Linked DNA regions of Homo sapiens: all the other regions are linked to region 3. The links are chromatin contacts, found by Hi-C or POLR2A ChIA-PET in ENCODE. All regions are on one chromosome and are shown on one strand. The core of a region is the stretch at or near the end of the contact, and the rest is flanking DNA. Distances in the headings are between cores, read along the strand shown. Region 1 holds the start of MIER3 (MIER family member 3). Region 2 holds the start of SNX18 (sorting nexin 18). Region 3 holds the start of SLC38A9 (solute carrier family 38 member 9).

Region 1 (2,700 bases), core at 48-2,547, 1.2 Mb after region 3:
CTCGCCTTCCTCCCCGAGTCCCAAGTGTACAAACTCACAGACCCGGGACGAAGCCCGGAGTCTGAGAGGCAACTCCAAGTCGCTTCTTGGAGCTCAGCAAGTTTCCAAGCAGAGAAGCAAAACCCAGAGCAGTCGGCTGGCACCATCAGTCCCCCATCCCTGGCATCTCCGGAGTCCTCCAAATCCCACCCGGCTCTCCGAAGCCCCAAACAACTCGAAACGTAACACCCTTTTCTGGAACGAACTCGCGTTCTGAGCACCTAGTTCGCCCCTGGGGCCCGGGAGCCCCAACTCCGAAGCCGATCTCTTCCCCTGCAGCGTAGGCCAGCTCGAATCGGACACTCGCCCCCAAACCAAAGCGCGAGCCCCCCATCCTCTCTCTCGAGTCCAGAGATGCAGCTCCTCTCAGTTCCAGGGATGCTGGCTCCTTCCAGAGTGTTCAGTCCCTCCCTGGACCGTCAGCGCGCCCCCCGCCCCAGCGAGCTCCAGCCCAGGGGCTCCTGCCACACCGCCCCCTCCCCCCAGCTCACCAGTCCCGGGGGACATGGCCGGGGCAGCTTCGCTCGCCCAGCCTTCCTTCCTCCAGCCCAGAGAAAACTGGAGCTATCAAGCCGCTCTCCTGGAGAGGGCGTCGAGGGTCTCGGTCTGCCCTTTAACCCCAGGGGCTCCCGCACCTCCCGGGCTGCGGGGTGGGGAGTCCCGCTCTTCTGAGAAGCCCGGTGGCCCCGCATCCCGCTCTTCTCCGCGCCCCCAGCAAAGTGAAGCGTGCGGCTCCTTCGCGCCGCAGCCCGGGCCCGGTGGGCCGGGGGCACAGCGCACGACTCCCGCAGGGCAGTGGCGCAGCCCGCTCCCCTCTTTGCGATCCGGCCGCGGAGGGGGGGCTCCGCCGGTTTCCACCCACCCGGGCCCGGGGAAGAGGCGCGGAGGCGCCGGCGGCCCGCGTCAGCGACCGGGGACACGGCACTGCCTCGTCCCTGGGGCAGGGCTCACTGCAGCCGGCCGCCACCTCCGTCCGGCTCGGTCGCCCGGCCCGACCGGGGCCGGAGCCGCCGCGGCCTAGTCCCGGAGGGAGACCGCTCCCGCGCCCGCTCCCGCCCCCCGGCCAGCCCCGCCACGGCCAGTCGCCGCCCCGCGACCCCCGCGTCGCCACGCCGCCCCTCATGGGGCAGCGGAAAGAGCCCCGGATCCCCCAGGCTGGCTCGGGGGTCGCGGGGAGCCGCCGGGCGCCCGCTCCAGCCCGGCTGCTCCTGCCCGGTTTCCCTGCTCACCTCCGCCATATTGGTACCTTTAGGGCGAACGAGCAGCGCCGAGCCCAGTCCCCGGATGGGGCGCCTGAGCCAATCGCAGCCGCCGCCGCCACCGCCGCGGTCCGCCCGGCACCCGCCCGGCGGCGGAGGCGGCACGGCCCCTTATAGGGCAGGGCGGCCCGCGACGCCCCCGGCCCGCTCGCAAGCCGACGCCGCCCGGCGCCCCTCGCCGCCCCCGCGCCGGCCCCAGCCGGCCAGACCCGCACCCGCGCGCACCGTCCTTCTCCTCCTGGCTGGTGTAAAGTTCCTGCCGAATTGGAGGCAAGTGGGGGACGGACGGACGCGCGGGCGCGGGACAGACCCACGTCCAGCCAGTGGAGGCCCAAGAGCCGGCGGGCGCGTCTGGGAACCGACCCACAGACACCGCGGCGCGGGAGGGCGTGCGGGAGGCGGGCAGGAGACTTGGACTGGCAGGCGATGTGCAGGGGAACTCGACAGACTCAACTTCCCTAAGAGGAGGAGGCGATCTATGAAATAGACAGATGTGGGAGGAAGCCCTGGGAAATGGGAGAAGAGGCTGGTGGATGGCAGAGTCAGTCCAGAATGAGAGGACTACAGTCAGGCACTTTGCCGTTTCCACGAAGGGACCTGCAGGAATGGGAGATGGAGACCGGTGTACACTGCTCACGGAGTGGACAATGGAAGTAGACATTTGCCAAACAGGTTATTGACAGCACAGAAGAAAAGACAAAAGATCGACAGGGCAGAGAAATGATGCTGAATATACTTGTACAGTTCAAGAAGATGCCCAAAAAATATAAACTGTGCTGTTATCCAAAAAAAAAAAAAAAAAAATTAGACCAGTTCTAGGAATTGTTCATCACCAACGTGTCTTAGGGGATGACCCAGAGATACTTGATACATCTGTTGAAGGACAGGAACAGCATATCAAAGGCCCTGAACTGAGTCTCAAAAATTCTACCCCTCACTTCCCTCACTTCTCCAAAAAGGCCAAACGTTTGGGTAGGATCATAAAAGGAAACTAGTCCCCTGTGCAAGTGGATGGGTGAAAGACGGAGCATAAGGCTTAACAGGAATACCTGCTCGTACATGTTCCTTATGACCATTTGCTCTTCATTGGAGGAGATTACTCTCCGGAAGGTCCACATCCACACTGAAAGACTTTGAGCCAAGTACACAAAAATATACACTAACGACTGATTGGAGAGTTAGGTCCTGCAAGAAGTTAAAGTAAGGTATGGAGTTGCCCTAGCAAATTTGGAGGACACATTGTCCTAAAGTGGGAGGCCAATTCTATCTGTGGAAAAGAAAGTCGGCTGTAAGGTACATGAATAAGTGAGATGCAAATACCATCAGGAATTATAGCAGGACCCTACAGGAATTTGGAGAGAGTGATCTCAGACACCAGAGCTCTTCTCCCAGCTTTTTTCTA
Region 2 (2,712 bases), core at 14-2,513, 1.2 Mb before region 3:
ACAGGCTGAAATTAATGACACATGAATGCAGAACCTCAATTAGAAGTGTCTTCAAAGGAATAATTAGGCTAGACTTAATAAGAGGGGATTAAGAGAAGAAAAAGCTTTGGGCAAATTATACACTGAAGGAAAGGAAGATAGGAAACAAGGCAACGATAGATTGGAGCTGATTATTTCAGGAAGTGATTTTTGTTCTATTTATCTTAAAAATAATATAAATATAGTGAGACATAGAGACAACAGATGGATGGATGGTCACTGACCTCTTACTAGGAGTGGCAATGTGAACATTGGGACGCTTCCTGGTGCATGTACCCTGCAATTGTTAGTTTAGTACCCCTATTCCCTTTGTGAAAGAGGCCAGGGATTTTGCTTCCCCCAAATAACAGTAACAGCAGCAAAAGCAGCAACAAACCCTTCAAATCTGCTTACCCTGCCAGATATTGTTTCACTTTCCTCATCTGTAAAATAGGGATTACTTTATGATGGAATCCCCACAACAACCCCCGGAGGTAGGTACGATATAAGTGCCTTGTTCCAGGTCATACAGCTAGGTAGTGTCAGAACACAGATTGAAATTCAGAAGCCTGGCTCCGAAGTTTGAGCTCTCATTCACCGCACTACATATATCTATGGGAGGATAGGCGACACATGCATGTAATAAATGTGTGAGCATTTATTGTACTGGAAACTCTCCAGCTCCTCCCTCTCTACATGATCCTTTGCTTCTAATTTTGTCAATCACAGCACCTTCCCTGGCCCTTACTTTGTTCTTGCCAATCTCCTCTCCTTGAGCAGAAGAGGGAAGGGAGCCTGCTCTGTAGGTGAACAGCTCCTCCGCAGAGGCATCCTGTTTTCTTAGTGCAATCACTAATTCGCATTGCAAAATGCTTTATTACATGACTGGGTTGCCATTCTAGGAGCATTCACTGAGCGCTCAGAGTGGGAACGTTTATCAGGCATGCAAATGCTAACTTACTTTCTAGAGAATGTTTAACTTAAAAGCCTAAAGAAATCTCAGATAATTCACTTCGGAGTAGAAACCTCCTTCAGCCGCGCTCACTACGGCGCCCGGCTTCGCGGCACCGGCCACTAGAGGGCAGTGGCCGCCGCAAAGCCGACGCGGGCGGTGGGCTCGGCGGCTCGGCCATCGCTTGCTCTCGCCTGGCAAGGGGCTCTCGGCCGTGGATTAGCGCAGCTGGAGACGTGGGAGGCCGCGGGCCCCGCCCCCGACCGGCGGCGGCTGCGGCGGCCCAGCGCGGCAGTCGGCGCTGCGAAGTGGAGGCGCTGCGAGCGGAGCCGCGCGGAGGGCGCGACCGGCTGGTCCGGGCAGCGTGGGTTTGCCGCCTTCGGGGCTCCAGTCCGCGCGCCAGGGCTCGAGCAGTACCGCGGGCCCCTCAGGTGGGCCTCGGCTCGGGACGCCGGGAGTCGGGACCGCCAGTCGGGGCGCCGGGACCATGGCGCTGCGCGCCCGGGCGCTGTACGACTTCAGGTCGGAGAACCCAGGAGAGATCTCGCTGCGAGAGCACGAGGTGCTGAGCCTGTGCAGCGAGCAGGACATCGAGGGCTGGCTCGAGGGGGTCAACAGCCGCGGCGACCGCGGCCTCTTCCCGGCCTCCTATGTGCAGGTGATCCGCGCCCCCGAGCCTGGCCCGGCGGGAGACGGCGGCCCGGGCGCCCCGGCCCGCTACGCCAATGTGCCCCCCGGGGGCTTCGAGCCCCTGCCTGTCGCGCCCCCCGCCTCCTTCAAGCCGCCGCCTGACGCCTTCCAGGCGCTGCTGCAGCCACAGCAGGCGCCGCCTCCGAGCACCTTCCAGCCGCCCGGCGCGGGCTTCCCGTACGGCGGGGGCGCCCTGCAGCCGTCGCCTCAGCAGCTCTACGGCGGCTACCAGGCCAGCCAAGGCAGCGATGATGACTGGGACGACGAGTGGGACGACAGCTCCACGGTGGCGGACGAGCCGGGCGCTCTGGGCAGCGGAGCATACCCGGACCTCGACGGCTCGTCTTCGGCGGGTGTGGGCGCAGCCGGCCGCTACCGCCTGTCCACGCGCTCCGACCTGTCCCTGGGTTCCCGCGGCGGCTCGGTCCCCCCGCAGCACCACCCGTCGGGGCCCAAGAGCTCGGCCACCGTGAGCCGCAACCTCAATCGCTTCTCCACCTTCGTCAAGTCCGGCGGGGAGGCCTTCGTGCTGGGGGAGGCGTCAGGCTTCGTGAAGGACGGGGACAAGCTGTGCGTGGTGCTGGGGCCCTATGGCCCCGAGTGGCAGGAGAACCCCTACCCGTTCCAGTGCACCATCGACGACCCCACCAAGCAGACCAAGTTCAAGGGCATGAAGAGCTACATCTCCTACAAGCTGGTGCCCACGCACACGCAGGTGCCGGTGCATCGGCGCTACAAGCACTTCGACTGGCTGTACGCGCGCCTGGCGGAGAAGTTCCCGGTCATCTCCGTGCCCCACCTGCCCGAGAAGCAGGCCACCGGCCGCTTCGAGGAGGACTTCATCTCTAAGCGCAGGAAGGGCCTGATCTGGTGGATGAACCACATGGCCAGCCACCCAGTGCTGGCGCAGTGCGACGTCTTCCAGCACTTCCTGACGTGCCCCAGCAGCACCGACGAGAAAGCCTGGAAGCAGGGCAAGAGGAAGGCCGAGAAGGACGAGATGGTGGGCGCCAACTTCTTCCTGACCCTTAGCACGCCCCCCGCCGCTGCCC
Region 3 (2,700 bases), core at 94-2,593:
CATGTCTGAAGGTATTAAAAAGAAAAAAGAGGCTGGGCGCAGTGGCCCACGCCTGTAATCCCAGCACTTTGGGAGGCCAAGGCAGGCGGATCACTTGAGATCAGGAGTTCAAGACCAGCCTGGCCAACATGGTGAAACCCCGTTTCTACTAAAAATACAAAAATTAGCGGGGCGTGGTGGCGGGCAGCTGTAATCCTAGCTACTCAGGAGGGTGAGGCACGAGAATCGCTTGAACCAGGGAGGCGGAGGTTGCAGTGAGCCGAGATCACTCCACTGCACTCCAGCCTGGGCGACAGAGCGAGACTCTTGTCTGAAAAAAAAAAAGAAAGAAAAGAAAAGAAAAAAGAAAACAAGGTGGAGGTACAACTTACAACTTATAGTGTGCTCATCTACAGAGCACGGCAATGGATAAGACACTGCCTGGGAGTCATGACAATTAGGTGTTGGTCGAGTTTGCCATTAAATGGTTACCTGGTGTTGAGTAGGTTTCTCCAACTCGGTGGACCTCAGTTTCCTTCTCTGTAAAATGAGGAGAATGCGCTTGACTAGCTGCTCTCAAACCCCTCTTCCAGCTTTACTATGCTGAGATGTCAAGCTACCCACTATCAACACACTCACTCTCACAACTGAGTCGTGTGAAAAGCGTGGCGAGGGCTTACCAGTCATGGCCCTCACCCCCTCTGTGGTCCTAGCTCAAGGCCCAAAGGGGGTTCCTCCCTCATGTTCCCCCTCTAGATGTCCCCAACTCGGGATGGAGAAAGGTGCTCCCAGCCGTGATCGCGCCACCTCACTCAAGCCCAAGCGACGGAGCAAGACCCTATCTCAAGAGAGAGAAAGAAGGGTGCTCCCATTCCTGCAAGTCCCACAATTCTCCTACTCCCTCCTTCTCTCACCCGAGGGTCAGGGTGTTCATTTACCCCAACCCTATCTTTTCTCTAAGGCTCCAGCTGACACCGACTCCCATAGACACTCGGATTTCCTCAGACCCCGAGGGACTCCTGACTTTCTTTCCCTGAGCCCTTGAGGAGCGCGCGCCGTGCCTCCGGAGCAGTCTCCGCGGCTCCAGGCTATGGCCTCCCTGAGCCCCAAAAGAAGAGACGGTTCCGATGCGCTGCAAAGAACTATCCCAGGTGACAGCCGGCTTCGCCCCAACTTCAACCCTTCCCGCCGCCTTCCCTCGGATACCTTCCCACCTCCCCGAGGGGCGAGTTTGCTAGACGTGGGAACGTGATCTACCTGAGCAGGCCGAGCCTTCAACCTCGGAGAACTAGACGAGAAGATAAAGATTCCCTTCCCAAATTCTCGCAATTTGCGACCGCGGGGCTCCTAGTCCAAACAGGAAGCGGCAATAGCCTGGGTCGCAGGGGCCGGCGGGAGTTGGAGTTCTGAATGCGCCAAGCCCGCGGTCGCTGTCAAACCTCTCGCCGCTACGGACTACAACTCCCAGAGGGCTCTGCGACGGCCAGCACGCCCATCACCGCAGGGCCCAGCCCCGAGGCTTCAGGAGGCTGGGCAGCCGGCGCGCCCAGGTGGGCGAGTCCAGTCGGAACTGCAGCCCCGAGTTTGCTCCAGTTCCTTGTCCCGGCTGGAGGCTGGGAGGGGTAGTAGAAGGAATGCAATCTCTTGCCATTCATAGAGCCCCGGAGGCCACGTGAGAAAACGCTGATGCGGCACCTCCATCGAGGGATCACCCCTCTTTTGGGCTTTCCTGGCGCGTGTTGTATGATCTGGTTACGTCCTTGGACCCTACAGACACAAAGGGAAGCTGGTTTGAAAAAACTGTTGAGTTGGCATGCTCCCTCCGTCGTCTAGATATTTGGGTTTGTTTTTTAAAAATGTGTTTGCAAATTAGTCTCTAGGCTAAAAGGGGCTTTAGAAGGATTTTAGAGGCCCACCCCACATACCCAGCAATTTTCCCCAAAACCTCCCCAAGTAAACATACAGTCTAAGTAAAATTAATGTGCTTGTTATGAAAATCAGTTCAAGGTCAGTCCCTGAAAAGCATATGGCCACCCTAAGCTCTTCTTACAAAGGAAGCCAGTGGCTCTTTTTGTTTCTTTTTCTTTTTTCTGTTTAAACCAGAAGAAACAGTGTCTGTAATGCCAGAAAAAAAACTAAAAATTTAGACCGGCTCCGTGGCTTATGCCTGTAATCTCACCATTTTGAGAGGCTGAGGTGGGAGAATCACTTGAGGCCAGGAGTTGGAGACCAGTCTGGGCAACATAGGGAGACCCCATTTCTACAAAAGAATTTAAAAAATTAACTGGGCAGGGTGGCACCTGCCTGTAGTCAAGCTTACTTGGGATGCTGAGGCAGGAGGATCATTTGAGGCCAGGAGTTAAGGCTGCAGTGAGCTATGATGGTGCCACTGCACTGCAGCCTGGGTGACAGAGCAAGACCCTGTCTCAAAAACAAAACGAAACAAAACAAAAAACCTAAACTTGAAAATTCAAATTTAGGCTGGGTGCGATGGCTCACACCTGTAATTGCAGCACTTTGGGAGGCTGAGGAGGGCAGATCACAAGGTCAGGAGTTTGAGACCAGCCTGACCAACATGGTGAAACCCGTCTCTGCTAAAAATACAAAAATTAGCCAGGCGTGGTGGTGTGCACCTGTAATCCCAGCTACTCTGGAGGCTGAGGCAGGAGAATCGCTTGAATCCGGTAGGCGGAGGTTGCAATGAGCTAAGATTGTGCCACT

The links. Hi-C counts contacts between places; a loop is a spot of excess contacts on that map. ChIA-PET counts read pairs that join two places held with the same protein, here RNA polymerase II (POLR2A). Pooled maps may share reads with other maps.
Region 1: a loop to region 3 is called in a map of CD8-positive, alpha-beta T cell, with 5 times the contacts of the local background. The contact joins the promoter of MIER3 here to the promoter of SLC38A9 in region 3. A Hi-C loop is called at or near these places in 1 of 168 maps with a recorded cell type or tissue (CD8-positive, alpha-beta T cell) and 6 of 50 pooled maps. POLR2A ChIA-PET finds 5 or more read pairs at or near these places in 1 of 52 experiments (T-cell).
Region 2: a map of CD8-positive, alpha-beta T cell shows a loop between it and region 3 (13-fold over the local background). The contact joins the promoter of SNX18 here to the promoter of SLC38A9 in region 3. A Hi-C loop is called at or near these places in 2 of 168 maps with a recorded cell type or tissue (CD8-positive, alpha-beta T cell and naive thymus-derived CD4-positive, alpha-beta T cell), 1 of 37 single-sample maps with no recorded cell type and 8 of 50 pooled maps.

The regions. Positions count from the first base shown.
Region 1 is chr5:56,950,826-56,953,525 of GRCh38, forward strand. It overlaps MIER3 (MIER family member 3), which reads right to left and starts at 1,298. Exons shown (of 13, transcript NM_001297599.2): 1 at 1,269-1,298. The coding sequence starts at 1,277. RefSeq lists an enhancer at 130-219 and silencers at 790-959, 1,020-1,129, 1,160-1,579.
Region 2 is chr5:54,516,496-54,519,207 of GRCh38, forward strand. It overlaps SNX18 (sorting nexin 18), which reads left to right and starts at 1,264. Exons shown (of 2, transcript NM_001102575.2): 1 at 1,264-2,712. The coding sequence starts at 1,458. RefSeq lists silencers at 1,018-1,259, 1,140-1,699 and an enhancer at 2,172-2,712.
Region 3 is chr5:55,710,981-55,713,680 of GRCh38, forward strand. It overlaps SLC38A9 (solute carrier family 38 member 9), which reads right to left and starts at 1,344. Exons shown (of 16, transcript NM_173514.4): 1 at 1,237-1,344; 2 at 472-519. RefSeq lists enhancers at 792-871, 1,442-1,491, 1,582-1,771, 1,607-2,250.